Linked DNA regions of Homo sapiens: region 1 is linked to region 2. Evidence: chromatin loops called from intact Hi-C (ENCODE). Cell type or tissue: mesothelial cell of epicardium. All regions are shown on one strand. Links, peaks and the distances in the headings refer to the core of each region. The heading gives the core; the rest is flanking DNA.

Evidence for each region. A loop is a pair of places that touch in the nucleus more often than their neighbours do. Peaks named below come from ENCODE experiments on the same cell type or tissue, not always from the same donor. Only the 100,000 strongest peaks of a DNase experiment are listed, where the experiment ranks them.
Region 1: it touches region 2 in a loop (21-fold over the local background); 105 of 110 quality-filtered maps call a loop at or near these places.

What each region holds. Positions count from the first base shown.
Region 1 is chr21:45,292,422-45,300,119 of GRCh38, forward strand. LINC00205 (long intergenic non-protein coding RNA 205) reads left to right here. Exons shown (of 3, transcript NR_026943.1): 3 at 1-4,933. Among named protein-coding and RNA genes, the nearest start is that of LINC00205, 8.2 kb to the left of the region's middle. RefSeq lists enhancers at 1-260, 1,785-2,291. In mesothelial cell of epicardium, for the core only: no CTCF peak of the experiment used is centred there; DNase peaks (open chromatin) are centred at 2,800, 3,220, 3,300 and 3,790.
Region 2 is chr21:45,426,649-45,434,346 of GRCh38, forward strand. All of the region lies in intron 2 of COL18A1 (collagen type XVIII alpha 1 chain), which reads left to right. Among named protein-coding and RNA genes, the nearest start is that of COL18A1-AS1, 5.4 kb to the left of the region's middle. RefSeq lists enhancers at 713-1,385, 4,386-5,384, 5,385-6,381, 7,581-7,698 and a silencer at 4,333-4,517. In mesothelial cell of epicardium, for the core only: no CTCF peak of the experiment used is centred there; DNase peaks (open chromatin) are centred at 4,016 and 4,404.

The DNA of each region.
Region 1 (7,698 bases), core at 2,590-5,089, 130 kb before region 2:
TCCTTCAGGTTGGGGAGTCTTTTGTTGACCCCTGGATTAAAGTCCTAATCAGGAATGACCCGGAAGAGGTCTTATGAGGCTTTCCTCAAGAGAAGAAAATCTGTCCCTGAGTATCAGGAAGTGGCCCCTTTCCCTGCACCGCAGTCTTCTGTGACCAGCGGCTCACACAGCGAAGGAGGGGCTGGCGGCCCCCACAGGCCACTGCCCCGAGGCCGCCACGAGAGGGCAGGAGAGCCCTTCCTGGGAGCTCTGTGCCACGGGGAAACGCAGCCCCGCCAAGCACAGCATGGATGTTTCCAGCAGGGAATGAAGAGAGAGGCCCCAGCACATGAGAGAAGAGCACACTGGGCGGCCCCTGTCGGAGCCTCTCCTGTCCCCAGCGACCCCTGAGAGCAGGCCCTGGGCCTCTGCGGCCCCTCCCGGAGCCACTCTTCAACTGCTGACCTGCTCCCAGCTCTTCTGTGCCCCGCCCAGCTCCCTGCAAAACCTCACCTGAGGGGAAGGAGGCCCTGTTTGGGCTCAGACGCAGCAGGTGCAGCTTGTGGTCCTGGGGCCACACCTGTTAGAGCCCATCCTTCTACCCCTGCTGGGCCCTGAGTGTCGTCCGTCCCCACAGAACTCAGCAGGGTCAGGTCTGGGCACTCCAGGCCGCCAGCCCCCTGAGTGAGCCCTGGGCCGGAGGTAGTTGTGGGTCACAGGCACCCCAGCCAGAACACCCACAGTGGGTAGATGTGTGGGGACCGGATGTGGGTCCTCTCCTGAGAGACGTGCAGATGGGGAGAGGCTGGGCAGTTCTCAGCACAGCTGGAGCATCTACCTGTCACCACCTCGGAGCCTCCTGGCCCCGTGGGGGCGGCCCTGGGAGCAGGGTCGGCAGTGAAGAGCAGAGAAAGGCAGTTGGGGATGTTGCCACTGTCCCCCGAGACCACCCTGCCATGGAGACGAGGGAGCTGTCCCTTCGCGGAAGGGGGCTGGCCAGCAAGAAGGACAGAGAGTGGACTGGCCGAGGACCGCTGAGCTCAGGACCCAAGGAGGACTCTTCTAGGAGACGAGAGAGCGAACGCCAGGGACCCTGTGCAGGCCTGCTCCTCCGTTTGCAAGGTGAGTTACCAGGTTCACGTGTTTGGAGTTTCTGGACTCATTGCGGAGTTCCACCCCTGCACGTTGCGGTTCCCCAGTAATCAAATCCTGGCTTTTGTGCCTGGAAGTGCACAGGGAGGGGACAACTTTGTGAGTCAGTGGCAGGGCAGGGAGTTCTGGTTCTCCAGAGCCAGAGGCCGTGCTCAGAAGGATTTCTTAGCAGGAGCCTTGGGGCCCCCAGTCAACACTTCCCTACGGACAGCCTGGCCAGCTCTGTGCACGGAGCAGGCGCCCGAGGGTCCCAGGTCACCAAGTGACCAAGTCGTGAAGGCGCCCAGGGTTTCCTGGGGGTGCGCTGATCCCAAGGAAGCCACGTGTGGTCAGCATGGGGGAGGGGACCAGCGCCCCGGGGGGCCTGCAGCACAGCAGGGCCTGCCCTCCTGGGTGAGACTGGCCGGTGCCTGTGGGGATCTGGGGGGCTACAGTCAGGGCTCTGTGCTCCCGAGGGCCACGCCAGCCCACCTGCCCTGGAACAGAACCCGAGGCTTCTGCCTAGGGGAGTACCTGGGCACCTGCCTCCTGTGCTGCCCTGGACACATCCCAGCGGCTGCACATAGGGGAGGCACAGCCTGGGCTCAGGGCCAGGGTCCACTCTGTGGGGATACTAGACCCGGGGGTGACAATGCCAGCTCAGAACTTCCCCCCACACCTGGGCTCCTCCAGCCTGGCCTTTCCTGGGGAAGGGAGGGCCTGTCCTTCCTCAGCACTGTGGGAGGGAGGCAAGGCCTGCGGTTGAAGCGTCCCCAACACGGGGCTCCAGGAGAGAAAGCACCACATCTCAGGGAATGAAAACAGAGACGGGGCCGCCCAGTGCACTCGGTGGCTCGGAAATCATTAAAGAATGTTCTGAGCCCCCGATTTTGGCTGTAAAAGGGACTGGCCGGCTTGTGACCGCTCCCCTGTCTGTGCCTTGAGACGGGAGTGTTCAGCGTTGGGGGCAGCTTTCCCTCCAAGAGGAGCTTCACAAACATCCGCTCTCTGCGGGGCCGCCTCTCCGTGGCCTGGGGCCGCTGTCGGAGGAAGGCTCTCCAGCTGCCGTCATCTGGGAAACGTGGGGGGCGAGCAGGGGTCATGGATGGGGCTCACTGGGGACTGTGAGAATCTGTCCCGCAGGACTTTCTGGGATGGAAACGCTGGCAGAGGTGAAGCCTGCGTCATGTGCTTCACTGAACCCGGCTGCTTATTTATGTTCGGAGGGCTGGTTTCAAGGACTCCTCGTCTCCCTCTCCAGTGATAGCGTCAGCGGAAATGCAGACGGGGACGGGGCTGCTGGGTTTCCTCCCTGGAATGAAGCACAGCCGGAGGTTTTGCTGATTCACCAGCAGGCCCTGACCGCTGAGTTCAGGGTAACAAATCCACATGGATCCTGAGCCCGCATAGCTCCCTGGGCCTCAGCATAAACATCGTAAACCTCCGGGCCCTGGCAGTGTCTGTTTCATCCCCTCCAGAGCAAGTGCAAGTGTGAGATTTAGAGATTCTAAGAGGGGAAGGGCCAGAGGTCTTGAAAACGACCTTCATTCGTTCATTCATTCGAGAAGTTTGCGAGGGCCTCCGTGTCCTGCGTTTAGTGGGGCCTAGGACGCAGATGTGAAGGGCGCTGCTCTCAGGAGCAGACAGAGGTGGGGATGAATCAGTACACGCCCACCTCGGGCCCACAGGGGAGGATGCGCGGAGCTGTGGGTGTGGGGAGGAGACCCCTCTGCGTCATGCTGACGGTGTCGGCAGAGTCGCCAGCTTCTGCAGGAGCGGTACCTGTGGGTTCTTCTGTGACTTGTTTAACCGCATCTTTTGCCCAGTAGTTAGTCTTTTCCTGTTGGGACACCATGTTGGTAGTTTGGAAATGGTTTCTTCCATCCATTGCCTGCCTTTTAGCTTTGTCGATGGTGTTCTGTTGTAAATTTTGGTGCACGTTTAATGTGAACAATGGTTATGAGACGAGTGCCATGAGTTCCTGTGTGCCTGTCACCCAGCCCGGCCACAAGAGGTGCTGGGGGCAGTGTCCACACCCCCCTTTCTTAGGACGCCTGAGTCTCAGATGTGACTTATAGGGTATTTCTTATGGCAAGACGGTTAAAACAAACTTCAGCGTCTCGTCTGTCCTTCTATGGCTGTGGCTTCTGATGTTCTAATGGCGTTCTCGTCAGCCGGGGCTGAGAACAAAATAACATAGACTGTGGGGCTTAAACAGCAGAAACTTACTTCCCACGGTTCTGGAGGTTGGGAGTCTTGGATCACCGTGTAGCATGGTCAGGTTCCTGGTGAGGGTGGGATTCCTGGCTAACGTAACGAAGGCTCCCTCTCCTGATACCGTGTCACTGGGGGTGAGGCTTCAACACAGGAATTTTGGGGGGACACATCAGCATTCACTCCATCACAGGTGGTTAGCCCTTTAATCCGCGGGAATTTTGTTTGGGGTTGTGTGAGATACGGGTCTAACGTTTTCTTTTTCAAATACGTAGCCAGTTGTCACATCATTTATTGAAAAAGGAATCTTTTCTCCACCGACTGACATGAAATGCTACCATCATCGTAAATAAAATTCCCGTAAATACTTGCTGTCTCTGCTGTCTCAGTCCTGACTCACGGGCTGAGTTCTCTTTCTGCACAGTAGCACTGGCATTAACTGTGACAGCTTTACAGCAGGCTCCCTCCCCGAGGCCGTTCAGAAGCATTCCTCAGCGGGTCCTACACGTTTCCTCTCCCATGTCAAGTTTAGAAGCAGTGTCAAGACCCACAGCAGTCCTGCGGGAGTTTTAAGGGATGCACGGAGTTTATGGGGACAGTTTGGAAAATTGACATTCATGTGACTTAGAGTCCTACTACTTGAAAATGGATTCCAGCTCTCAACGAATTTAGAGCTTTGGCAAAATTTTTAAGATTTCTTTGATGTCCGATGTGCTCATTTCTTGGTTTGTTCTTGAGTATTTTGTGGATTTTTATGAAATCCACAAAGTTTTTGTTATAATGAATGGGACACTTTCCCATAAAATGTTGTAATTCTGTATTGCTGTTTTAGTAAACACTGTTGATTGATGTATATTGATGTTACACTTGGTCACTTGTAATAGTTTGTCCGTTCATTATTTTGAACTTTTTAGGTAAACAGTCATATAATTATGCAAATAATTATAGTTGTGTCTCTGCCTTTCTAATATTTATACTTTGTGTATATTATCATGTTGGCCAGGACTCAAGCGTCTTTCTCTTGTTTCTGACTAATGCGAATGATTCTAATGCAGGGGTTTCCAAACTGGTGGCCGGGGGGCCAAATCCAGCCAATGGTCTCTTCTTGTAAATAAAGTTTTATTGGAACACAGTTACACACATTTTTCTACATATTGTCTGATGGCTACTGTCACGCCACAGCAATGCTGTTAAATAGTCCAGACAGAGGCGGTATTGCCCGAAAAACCTAGAATATTCACCATCTGAGCTTTTACGGGAAAATTTGCTAATATCTGTTCTCATGCATTAAATACAATGTTTGTTACAGGTTAAGGAAGTTTCTGACTATTTTTAGCTTTCTGAATATCTTGTGGTTGTGTGTGCTTTAAAATTAGGACTAAATATTAAATTTACCAGTTGCTTGTTAGGGGCCTATCTTTTGAGATGCCCAAAGTTTCCCTTTTTTAGTCTCTTCATGTAGTGAGTTGTACTAACAGATTCTCTAATGTTGAACCGTCTTTGCTTTCCGGAGATAGACTTTACTTGCTCCTGGTGGATTGGATTCTGTTTGTTAATACTTTTATTTTTGGGTAATTACATCCCTATTATAAATAATATGTCAGCATCATTGTGTGTAGATGTGTGTGTGTTATTCTTGCCATTAGTTTCTCAGGTTTTTGGTTAACTATTGATATGGTTTGGATCTGTGTCCCCACCCAAATCCGATGTTGAATTGTAATCCCCAGTGTTGGAGGTGTGGCCTGGTGGGAGGTGGTTGGATCATGGGAGTGAATTTCTCATGAATGGTTTAGTACCTTCCTCTTGGTACTGTTCTCGCAATAGTGAGTTCTCGCGAGATCTGGTCGTTTAAATGTGTGTGGCACCTCCCTGACCCTCCTGCTTTTGCTCTGGCCATGTAAGACGCACCAGCTCCCCTTTCACCTTCTGCCACGATTGAAGGTTTCCTGAGGCCGCCCCGAAGGTTCCCATACAGCCTGCAGAACCATGAGCCAATTTAACCTCTTTTCCTTATAAATTACCCAGTCTCAGGTATTTCTCTATAGCAATGTGAGAATAGACTCATACAACTATATATTACAGAATGAATTGTGATACTTTTGTCTTTGTCTGTGCCTGGAAATGATAGTAATTCTTAGTAAAAATTCACCTGTATCAAGTTCTTCCTATTGCAACAAACACAATTCTATATATTTTACATGAGTTAAGTCCTTAACCTGGAAGTCATCCCTGTGAACTAGGTATTGCTTTCGTGTCCATCTGACAGATGAAGAGGCTGAGAGTTTAAGTAGTCTGCCTAAGGTCACCAGCCATGGGGGCGAAGATGGAATTTGAACTGAGCCGTTGGCCTTCAGAGGACAGGTTCCTAAACGGTCATTCTGTCTCTCTGTTGCAGAGATCAGTCCTGCATATTCCTGTAAAAAACTGCCTGAGCTTGGTGCTTTTTTAAAGGATATCATTTGACTACTTTTTTTTTTTTCTGTTTCCTGCCCATGTCCCATAGGGCTAATCAGATTTTCTATTTCTACTTGAGTCAATGTTATACTTTATATTTTCATTTTTGTTGTTTTTAAATGTTACACTATTTTTTGAGATAGAGTCTCGCTCTGTTGCCCAGGCTGGAGTGATCTCTGCTTATTGCAACCTCTGCCTCTCAGGCTCAAGCAATTCTCCTGCCTCAGCCTTCTGAGTAGCTGGGATTACAGGTGTGTGCCACCACACCCGGCTAATTTTTGTATTTTTAGTAGAGATGGGGTTTTACCATGTTGGCCAGGCTGGTCTTGAACTCCTGACCTCAAGTGATCCACCTGCCTCGGCCTCCCGAAGTGCAGAGATTACAGGCATGAGCTACTGTGCCCAGCCATACTTTATATTTTCTAAGAAAATCATCTGTTTAACCTGGCTTTTAAAATGTGTCAGTATAAGCCAGAACATGGTGGTTTTATAATTGAAAAAACCTAGTGTCTGCCTGTGTCTTCCCCGAGGTCTTCTGGGTGGAGACTGGGAAGCAGGGGCCAGTCCACAAACACACCTCATGTTACCGTTCCCTGTAGGAACCCTCAGCTCTGTGGCCATCTCAGATTAACATCCACTCCTCCTGCAGAATTTGAAAGGAGAGTTGCTATCACCAAATCCCTTCAGGTCTCAACATTTACCCAGGTTACCTTGATTCCAGAGATGGCTCTTAACTTGATTTCTATAAACCAGTAGAGAATGTGTCTGATGGCACAGAGGAAAACACTGTCAACACGAAGTTCCTGAACAGTTTAAAGAGATGACACAGATGTTTTTTAAAGTAACCCATCTAAATCACTGGAAATGCCCCTTTCTCCCTATTTTGTCAATGGATGGAAATGTGTTGAGAAAGGTGCTTATTGTAAGAGAAACAGAACAGAATTAAAGCTACTAATACCAATTCAAAATTGGGGAATGGCTGGGCGTGGTGGCTTATGCCTGTAAGCCAAGCACTTTGGGAGGCGAAGGCGGGAGGATTGCTTGAGCCCAGGAGTTCGAGACCAGCCTGGGCAGGATGGCAAGACCCCGTCTTTACAAAAAAAATTTTTTTTAATTAGCCAGGGGTGGTGGCAGACAACTGTAGTCCCAGCTACTCAGGAGGCTGAAGTGGGAGGATGGCTTGAGCCGAGGAGGTGAGGGCTGCACTTTTAATTTTTTTTTGTTTGCTTGCTTGTTTGAGATAGTGTCCAGCCTGGATGACAGAGCAAGACCCTATCTCAAAAAAAAAACCCACAAAAAACAAAACTGGAGGAAAATCCAGAAAAGTAGGGGACATCAACAATCAACACACTGTAAAACTGTCATCTCAAACACGGTAATGTGTGCGTGCCCCTCGCTGGGGCTGAGTGTGTGTGACACTGCGCAGGCTTACAGGCCCCTGCACGTTTCGGCGTCTGTCCTCTGCGGATGATAACGTGCTCCTGCCGGAGCCGCTGGGGCGGTGTCTGCACTGGGAGGAAGCCCGTTGGGCTGTCATCATACCCTGCTCTGTGGGAACCTTCCAGACGAGACGGTCACTTCGGGGCAGACATTTCCTAAAGGGGCTTAGAATCAAAATCCAGGAATAAGGACATGGAATGCTGAGTGGTTTCACAACCAAAATAGAGTTTATGTCAATATTGAATATTAAACGACAACAATTAAAGCCAGCCGGGACTGAACAGCTGCCAGTGCGCAGCCTGGGTGGGGGCTCAGGACAAGGGGCTCTTATGGAGCCCCTCGAGACCCCCAGGAGGTGGACACTGCCCCCAGCTCTTGGTGGAGCCCTTGGGCTGCAACAGCAGGAACTGAACCCCAGGGGCTTTGGGGTTAAGAGAAGAATGTCTGGACGTTAGCGGCAAAAGCAGGCGGGTGGGGCAG
Region 2 (7,698 bases), core at 2,527-5,026:
CAGCGACACTGCATGCTCAGCCCTTGCGTGAGACCACGGGAGTGTCCGCCCTCTGCACGTGCTGCTGATTGCCCACTTCGTCCAGCAGGTTTGGGAGCTTGTGGCTGCATCCTCCTGCAGACACTTGCCCATTCTGGGGCCTCCTCTCTGTCTTTTCTCCTCTGTTGAGGGGTCTGGGAGGGAGGCCTTGGAGGGTACCCATGCTGCTGGGACTGATGCTCCCCGCGGTGGAAGGAGCTGCCTCTTGAACAGCAGGGGGCTGAGCAGAGGGGAGGGGATGCGGGGGTGCCGTGCACACAGGTGCTCTCAGGACGCAGGGGCTTCTCAGCCCTGCTGTCCCAGGGCTGCACTCCAGCAGGGCAGACTCCTGAGGTGCAGACACCCCAGCTTCACGCTCACACTTCTGGAAGGCGATGTCTGTGCGTTTGCTTTCTGCTGCAGTTTAAAAAGCCGGGCTCTCTCCGGAGCGTGTGTAGGGCCTGGTCACTGGAATATCTGGACTCAGTGTTAATGGCAGCCACGCTGGGGGCTGGGCCCAGCTTTCTGTTCTCCGTGTGGGTGCCATATCCACCTCCATCGCAGCCCTTTCTCTCTCGACCTTTTAAATCACAGTGTCACCTCCCCCTGCTGTCCTGCCAGTGGCCCCTGGAGGCTTCTCCCCACCCCTTTCTTCTGGGGCAATTCTTAAGGCTGGCATTGAATCAGGAGGCCAGATGTGGCCCCTAGTAACTCACCAGCAGTCCCTGAGGCTTCTGGCTCCCCTGGCCCACCAGCCTCCCATGTCTGCCTCAGGCCTCTTGACCCGCCTGGCACTGACCAGACTGTGTGCCCGGGTGCCGTGCCCATGGGCTCCGCCTCCCCCAGGCAGGCCCCCTCTTGCTCCGCGGCCACCCCTGCTCTTGACCTCACACCTCTGCGGTGTGTCTGGACACACCAGCACCACGGCGGGCGGGGAGCGGAATTCTCCAGGTGGGGTGGGCAGGCCGGCGGGTGTTGAGGTCTCTGTGCATGCTTGTGCGTACCCTGGACTTTGCCGTGAGGGGTGGCCAGTGCTCTGGGTGCCTTTGCCAGACAACTGGTCTGCCGGGCCGAGCATTCATGCTGGTCGCCATCACGTGACTCCCATGCGCCCTGGCCCTGGGGTTGGGTCTGCAGGACTGAGAACCAGCGGAAGGGGGGCGAGGCCTCGGGAATGCGCCGGCAACTGGCGATGAGCTCAGGCCTGACTAATGAGCCCAGGTGACTCATACACCCGGGGCCTGGATGAGTCTGACTGGGTCAGGACTTCCCTGCTTGTTCTGTCCTGGGAGATGTTGTCCCTGGCCCTGCAGAGCCGGGAGGACACGAGGCCTCCTGGGTCACAGCCAACGCAGCCTACTCCTGCCCACTGCTCGCGCCGGCCAAGGCCCGTCGGCACCACCTCCTCCATGAAGCCTTCCTGACTGCCCCCATCCCTCTGTGGGCAGCTCGAGTGTGCATCTTGAGTGCTGTGCAGGTTGGGGTCCGGCGCTCCTGCAGGCAGGCGGCGTCTGGGCCTGGGGGCTCTCAGAGTTTGAGGAGCGTGTGGTGAGGGTGGCCTCGGGCCTCAAAGACGCAGCGCTGTGGGAACCGGGAGACTGGCTGAGCCCGCTCTGAGGAAGGTGGGGCCAGGGGCACCCTCAGCTGACCCGGCGTGCAGGGGTGACCAGCCAGGCGTGGCCAAGGATGGGGTCTCTGGGATCAGGAGACTTCAGTAGCAGCCAGGACCGAGGCCACCAGTTTCCACCCTGGCATTTTCCATCTTTTGAAGGACTGGAAACGATTGGATTCTTTAACTTTTTTAAGTTGAGGTGAAATTCACAACGCATAAAATTAACCATCTTAAAGCGAACAATTCGGTGACATTTAGTACAGCCAGAAGGCTGTGCAGCCATCACCACTGCCCAACTCTAGAACATTCACACGCCGGAGAGAGGGAGCCCTGGGCCATCACGCAGCCACCGCCCGGCCCCAAGAACCTGCGAGTCCACTTTCCACCTCTGGATCGGCGGTTCTGGACGTTCATGCAGGTGGTTCCCGCAGTGCGAGGCCTTTTGTTTCGGGCTCCTCTCACAAGCCTCACGTTTCCAGGTACGTCGTGGTGTTGTGCAGACCCACAATTCATCCCTTTTCATGGGTGTGTAATAGTCCACCATAGATTCTCTACGTTTTAAAGCATGTTTTATGTGCCTGAAATGTCTCTGCACTCGAGACTATAGCTTGCTTTCTTTCTTTTCTTTTTTTTTTTTTAATTTGAGACGGAGTCTTGCTCTGTTTTCAGGCTGGAGTGCAGTGGTGCGATCTCGGCTCACTATAACCTCTGCCTCCCAGGTTCAACTGATTCTTTTGCCTCAGCCTCCCGAGTAGCTGGGACTATAGGCGCGCCACCCCACCCGGCCAATTTTTTTGTATTTTTAGTAGAGATGGGGTTTCATCATGTTGGCCAGGATGGTCTCGATCTTCCGACCTTGTGATCTGCCCGCCTCGGCCTCCCAAATTGTTGGGATTACAGGCGTGAGCCACCGCGCCCAGCCGAGACTACAGCTTTCTTTAACTGCATCCCTGGAGGGATCTGAGAGTCTCTTTCCCTGTCTCCTTTCCTTTGGAAAACATTTCAGCCAGGGCTCCCCAAGATGAAAGGCCAGAGTCCCAGGCATGGGCGTTGCAGGTGCACAGTTGCCACGGGGAGCTGTGGGTGATGGTCGCTGTCAGCGATGGCTGCTGCAGGTCCCTGTGAGGAAGGGGCAGTGCCCACAGCAGGAGGAGAGGGAGTCAGCGGACGTTGATTGGCAGTGCCCGCCCATTCCATCATTCAGTCACCCACTGTGCACCCAGCACCCAGGCTCGGCTGCATAGAACATGGCCCAGGAAGGCTCCACTTCCTGTCTCCTCTTCTCCCCTCTCCAGTCTCATGATGGGGCTGGAGGCATCTTCTAGTTTTGAGTTCTGAGCTAATGAACATGCTCATGAGCAGGCGGCAGGATCCCAGGACGGTGGAGCTGGGAGCCTGACTGCGGGTGACGGACAGGCTCTGGCAGCCCCTGTCAGCATCCTCTCCAGGGCATGTGAAAGCCAGTGTGTCCTCAGCTGCCAGTGCCCCCTCCCCACCTCCTCTGGGCCCATGTGCACGGGACCTGGGCTCCCCCAACCAAGCCTGCCCGCCTTGGTTCAGCAGAACGGCTCCTGTCTCTACAGCGGTGCCAGGCCAGGAGTGCTGTGTCTGTGAAGCGGGGTCATGGTTTTGGGGCCCTCATCTCCCTCGCGCCCTCTCATTGGGGACCCCCCGTCTCCCTAGCGCCCTCTCGTCCTCTCCTGCATGTGCTGTGTCTGTGAAGCGGGGTCATGGTTTTGGGGCCCCCCGTCTCCCTAGCGTTCTCTCGCCCTCTCCAGCATGTGAAGTGGGGTCATGGTTTGGGGGCCCCCATCTCCCTAGCGCCCTCTCGTTGGGGACCCCCCGTCTCCCTAGCGCCCTCTCGCCCTCGCCTGCATGTGCTGTGTCCATGAAGTGGGGTCATGGTTTGGGGGCCCCCTATCTTTCTAGCACCCTCTCGCCCTCTCCTGTATGTGAAGTGGGGTCATGGTTTGGGGGCCGCCATCTTTCTAGCGCCCTCTCGCCTTCTCCTGAGCGTGTGGAACTCTGTGGTGGTCAGAGCTAAGGTTCTGAATAGGTCGAAGCACCTCCCCGGTGCCTCTCACCCTGAATGCTCTGGGAGGACACAGCCTTTTCATAGGCTACGACTGACATGGCAGGAGGGGCCTGCCTGCCACCCGGGTCCTCTGCTGCCTGCTGCTTGCTGGGGAGGGGGCTCGAGACTGGGATCCTGGGCTTCTGCTCCAGCTGTGCCCAAGGGAGCTGCTGAGGAGGGACCGGGTGGGGCATCCACTCTGGGCAGGTTCAGGGTCATTCTTGGTGACCCCGGGTCCGGTTACAAAGGCTGATGGAGCGCGTGGGTGGCTGCCTAAGTCTCTGGAAGCCCAAGAATGTGGAGATGGCGCGTCTCGGCCCGGGGTCTCGTGGCTGGTCTGGGAGAACTTGCCTTTATTTCTAGGCAGGAGGCTGCACTGCAAGGGAGCGTCAGTGGCCCGGCTGGCTTTCCCCGGCCCTCAGCCCGCACTCGTCCACCAAAGCAAGCTCCTTTGTGGGGCTGCCCTGGGAAGCCGGGATCACGAGGCTCTGCCGGCCGTGGTCACCCCATGAGGCAGGGTCAGCTCGGGAGCAAGGCGGATCAGATGGAACAGAACACGTAGACCACCTCGCCCGCCCTTAGTCAGCTGGGCCATTGAAAATCAAGTCCGTAGAAAGACCTAGAAATAAGTCCCGGGGTGCCCTTGCCTGTTGACGGGCGGGCCGAGCAGGACTGTTCTCAGGCAGGCACTGGTCTCTTGGCTTCCAGGTGGTTTGTTTGCTGGTTTGAGGCTGGGGGTGACGCTCCTGTGCGGGAGGAGGTCGCATTCCATTCATAGCGGCTTATCTGGGCTGTCAGGCAGGCCTGGGAGGGAGCCTGCCTCTGTGCTCTCCAAGGGTGGGCGACGGACAGACAGGGTGTCCCACCCCTTCTGGGCCAAGGACAGAGGGTCAGTGTTTGCAGAGACCTGGGGAGGCCCAGGTGACCTCCACCGAGCACCTGCTGTGTGCAGGGCCAGTGCTGGCTGCAGAGACAGCGGAGCGTGTGTGGACCCGGCGGCCCAGGGGAGGGGGGCAGGCAGGACCCGGCGGCCCAGGGGAGGGGGGCAGGCAGGACCCGGCGGCCCAGGGGAGGTGGGCAGGCAGGACCCGGCGGCCCAGGGGAGGGGGGCAGGCAGGACCCGGCGGCCCAGGGGAGGGGGCAGGCAGGACCCGGCGGCCCAGGGGAGGGGGGCAGGCAGGACTCGGCGGCCCAGGGGAGGGGGGCAGGCAGGACCAGGCGGCCCTGGGGGTCAGGGGTGGAGGCCAGGCCTAGACGGCCCACAGGAGGGTGGACTCATTCTGACCGATTCCTGGAAGCCCCCGGAAAGTGGTGATGTTCTGGAGGGCCCAGCAGACCCCAAGGCCCCCAAGACAATCCCAGCTGGCTCTCTGCGGCTCTCGGTGTCTGCCATTTGAGACAATTTGGGCACAGGCAGGGCAGGCCGTCGCGGACGGTCTAAGCCGCGCGCATTGGTGGGGGCAGCAGAGCCCCTGCTCTCAGCTCCTCGGGGTACAGCGGGGGTACCAGGCGGGTGAGTGGGTGGGTGGTCACTGCTCCTGCCAAGGGCAGCCCTGGTTTGGTTTGCACTTGCTGCCCTGGTGACGGCTGCTCTCATTCCTGCCCCATTGCTAACAAGGGTGTCATAAGCTACTTTCCCGGCCCACATCCTATTAAGCCCATGGAGACCCTCCCACAGCTGAGCCTGCTGTGGGCTGCAGGCCCTGGGCGGTGCCCACCTCGGTCCCCACTGGCCTCCTTCCAGCACTTTAGAGCAGACACAGGTTGGAGATAAGGAAAGTTCCAGAGCACAGACTGGAACAAGCCCCAGGCCTCTCCCTGCCCCAGCAGGGCCTCCCTGGATTTGGGGGACAGGTGCCCTCATGGGGGGTCCTGAAGGTCAGAGCTGGGGCTGGGGCTGGGCTGGCGGAGGTGGCCTTGGCGGAGGCCACATTCCAGGGTCTCAGTGAGAGTCTGTGGCAGGCAGCCTTGCAGATGCCGCTGAGGGACCCCCCACTTCATGTTGTGGGTGATGTGGTCCATTGATTGCCTCCAGGTTTAAATCAGGTGGATATTTACCTAGCGGCCTCCTCTCCCTCTGCACAGGGCCTGGAGTGGGATGGACTGGGGTGCTCAGCTGGAGGCTCTGCAGACACAGCCCCCTGGGCTATGCAGGCCCTGCTGGGAGCCACATTGCCATTTTTCATCACCCACTTTTTGGGTGAGAACCCCCTCGAGTCCTAACATCTGCCGCATCTCAGAGCCTGTGGCTCCAGTCAGAGCATCTGGACCATACTGCTGGGGTCAGAGCGCGGCAGGACAATGGCCAGTTTCTGTGTGATTGCTGGCGGGAATCTTGAGCCATTCCGTGGGTCCGTGGGCTGGGATCTGGAAGCTTCCTTGAAATGTCTCTGGGCACGTGGCTCTGTGGGTCAGGGTGGGACATGGCCCCGTAGCAGGCTGTCCTACAGCAAAAGCCTGCTCTGTGAGCCAGCCCTGTGCAGGCCTCCCTCGGTACAGCCGGGAGGGGCCTCACCCTCCACCCACAGAAATCAAGGCTGCAGAAGACAGATGCCTGTGCCAACCCCTCCGGCAGAGTTATGCCAAATGTCCCACTAAATTCACCCCTCTAGGGAGAGGTGCCTCCTGCATCTACTTTTCCTAGAATAAGTATGAGAAACCCCAAATAGGTTCTAGAAAAAACAGCAGTGTACACAGATGTTAATCCTCTTCGAAACTTGACTGAGTCATTTAGCCAAAGAAAACAGCAACAATGGCTTCATTTCGAGAGGGTCACGGACACCCTTTCATGTTTGATTCCTTCTGACCTTGTGAGTTTATAGAAGGACAAGGAGAGAGGGACGCGCTGGGTTTGTTCAGATGTGGACAGAAAGTTTGGATGATAGGACAGAACATTTAGTTCAATCTTTCCACTTACGGCTCTTAAAAGCCCTTTATTTTTATAGGTAACATGCTTTAAACAAACTTTAAAATTTGAGGTTGCTAGTACCCATTGTGTGTGGATTGGACCAGCTCCATGAGAGTGGAGCCCGGGAGCCTCTCTGGTCGTCTTTGTGTGCGTCTGTGCCTGTGCCTGGTAGTAGTTCTGTCTGGAAGGTGAGCAGGGCCACAGAGCACCAAGAAAATACCAGGGACTTTGCAGGTCTCGGGTGGATTCAGGTTGATCCAACAGATGCCGGCCCAGGGCCTGCAAGGAGGCTCCTTTCGCGTGGCTGTCGTGGCCCCTGTGAGCTGGGCTTGTCCTATGAGAAGAGCTCCTGCAAGAACACCTTTTGAAGTCACCCCTGGGGGAGATGAGCTGGATGGCATTTGGAGCCCCCAGCAGCTCACATTCCTGAGCTCTTGGTCCCATGTGGGATTCGATAATTTTCTTTACACTGACAGGCAGCATCTCTTTGGCCAGCCGTGTGACTGTTGGGTCATGTGTCTTCTCTGTGCCTCAGTTTTTCTCCCCTGCAAATGGGTTCACTGAAAGCACTGGCCAGGGGAGGGGCTGTGGCATGGCATGACAGGCTGAGGGGCACTGAGCAGGTGCCAGGAGCCAGGTGGTGTCAGGTGAGCCCCCCAGGAACCCCAGTTTTTGTGCACGGTGGGAAAGAGACCATCAGGGGCGGAGGGGAATGAACACCCACCCTTTGGGGGCTCAGGTGCCAAACAGATGTGTGTGCAGGTGCATGAGCCAGGTGTGTGAGCAGGTGCATGGGCCAGGTGTGTGAGCAGGTGCATGGGCCAGGTGTGTGAGCAGGTGCATGGGCCAGGTGTGTGAGCAGACACTTCCTGTGCAAGCCTGTGCTCCTGTGGCTCATGGGTGCATGATCCAGAAACCCAGAGGCAGTGGCTTCACCGGGGGGTGGTGATATTCAAGCTCTTGCAGGAGGGGGTTGTGGCAGGGCAGGACAGAAGCATCTGACCAGAGGGTGCAGGGCCACAGCATTTCTGCCCTCGGGGACAGGCGGCCCGTGCTGGGACGGGCGCAGGAGCTCCTGAAACCTCT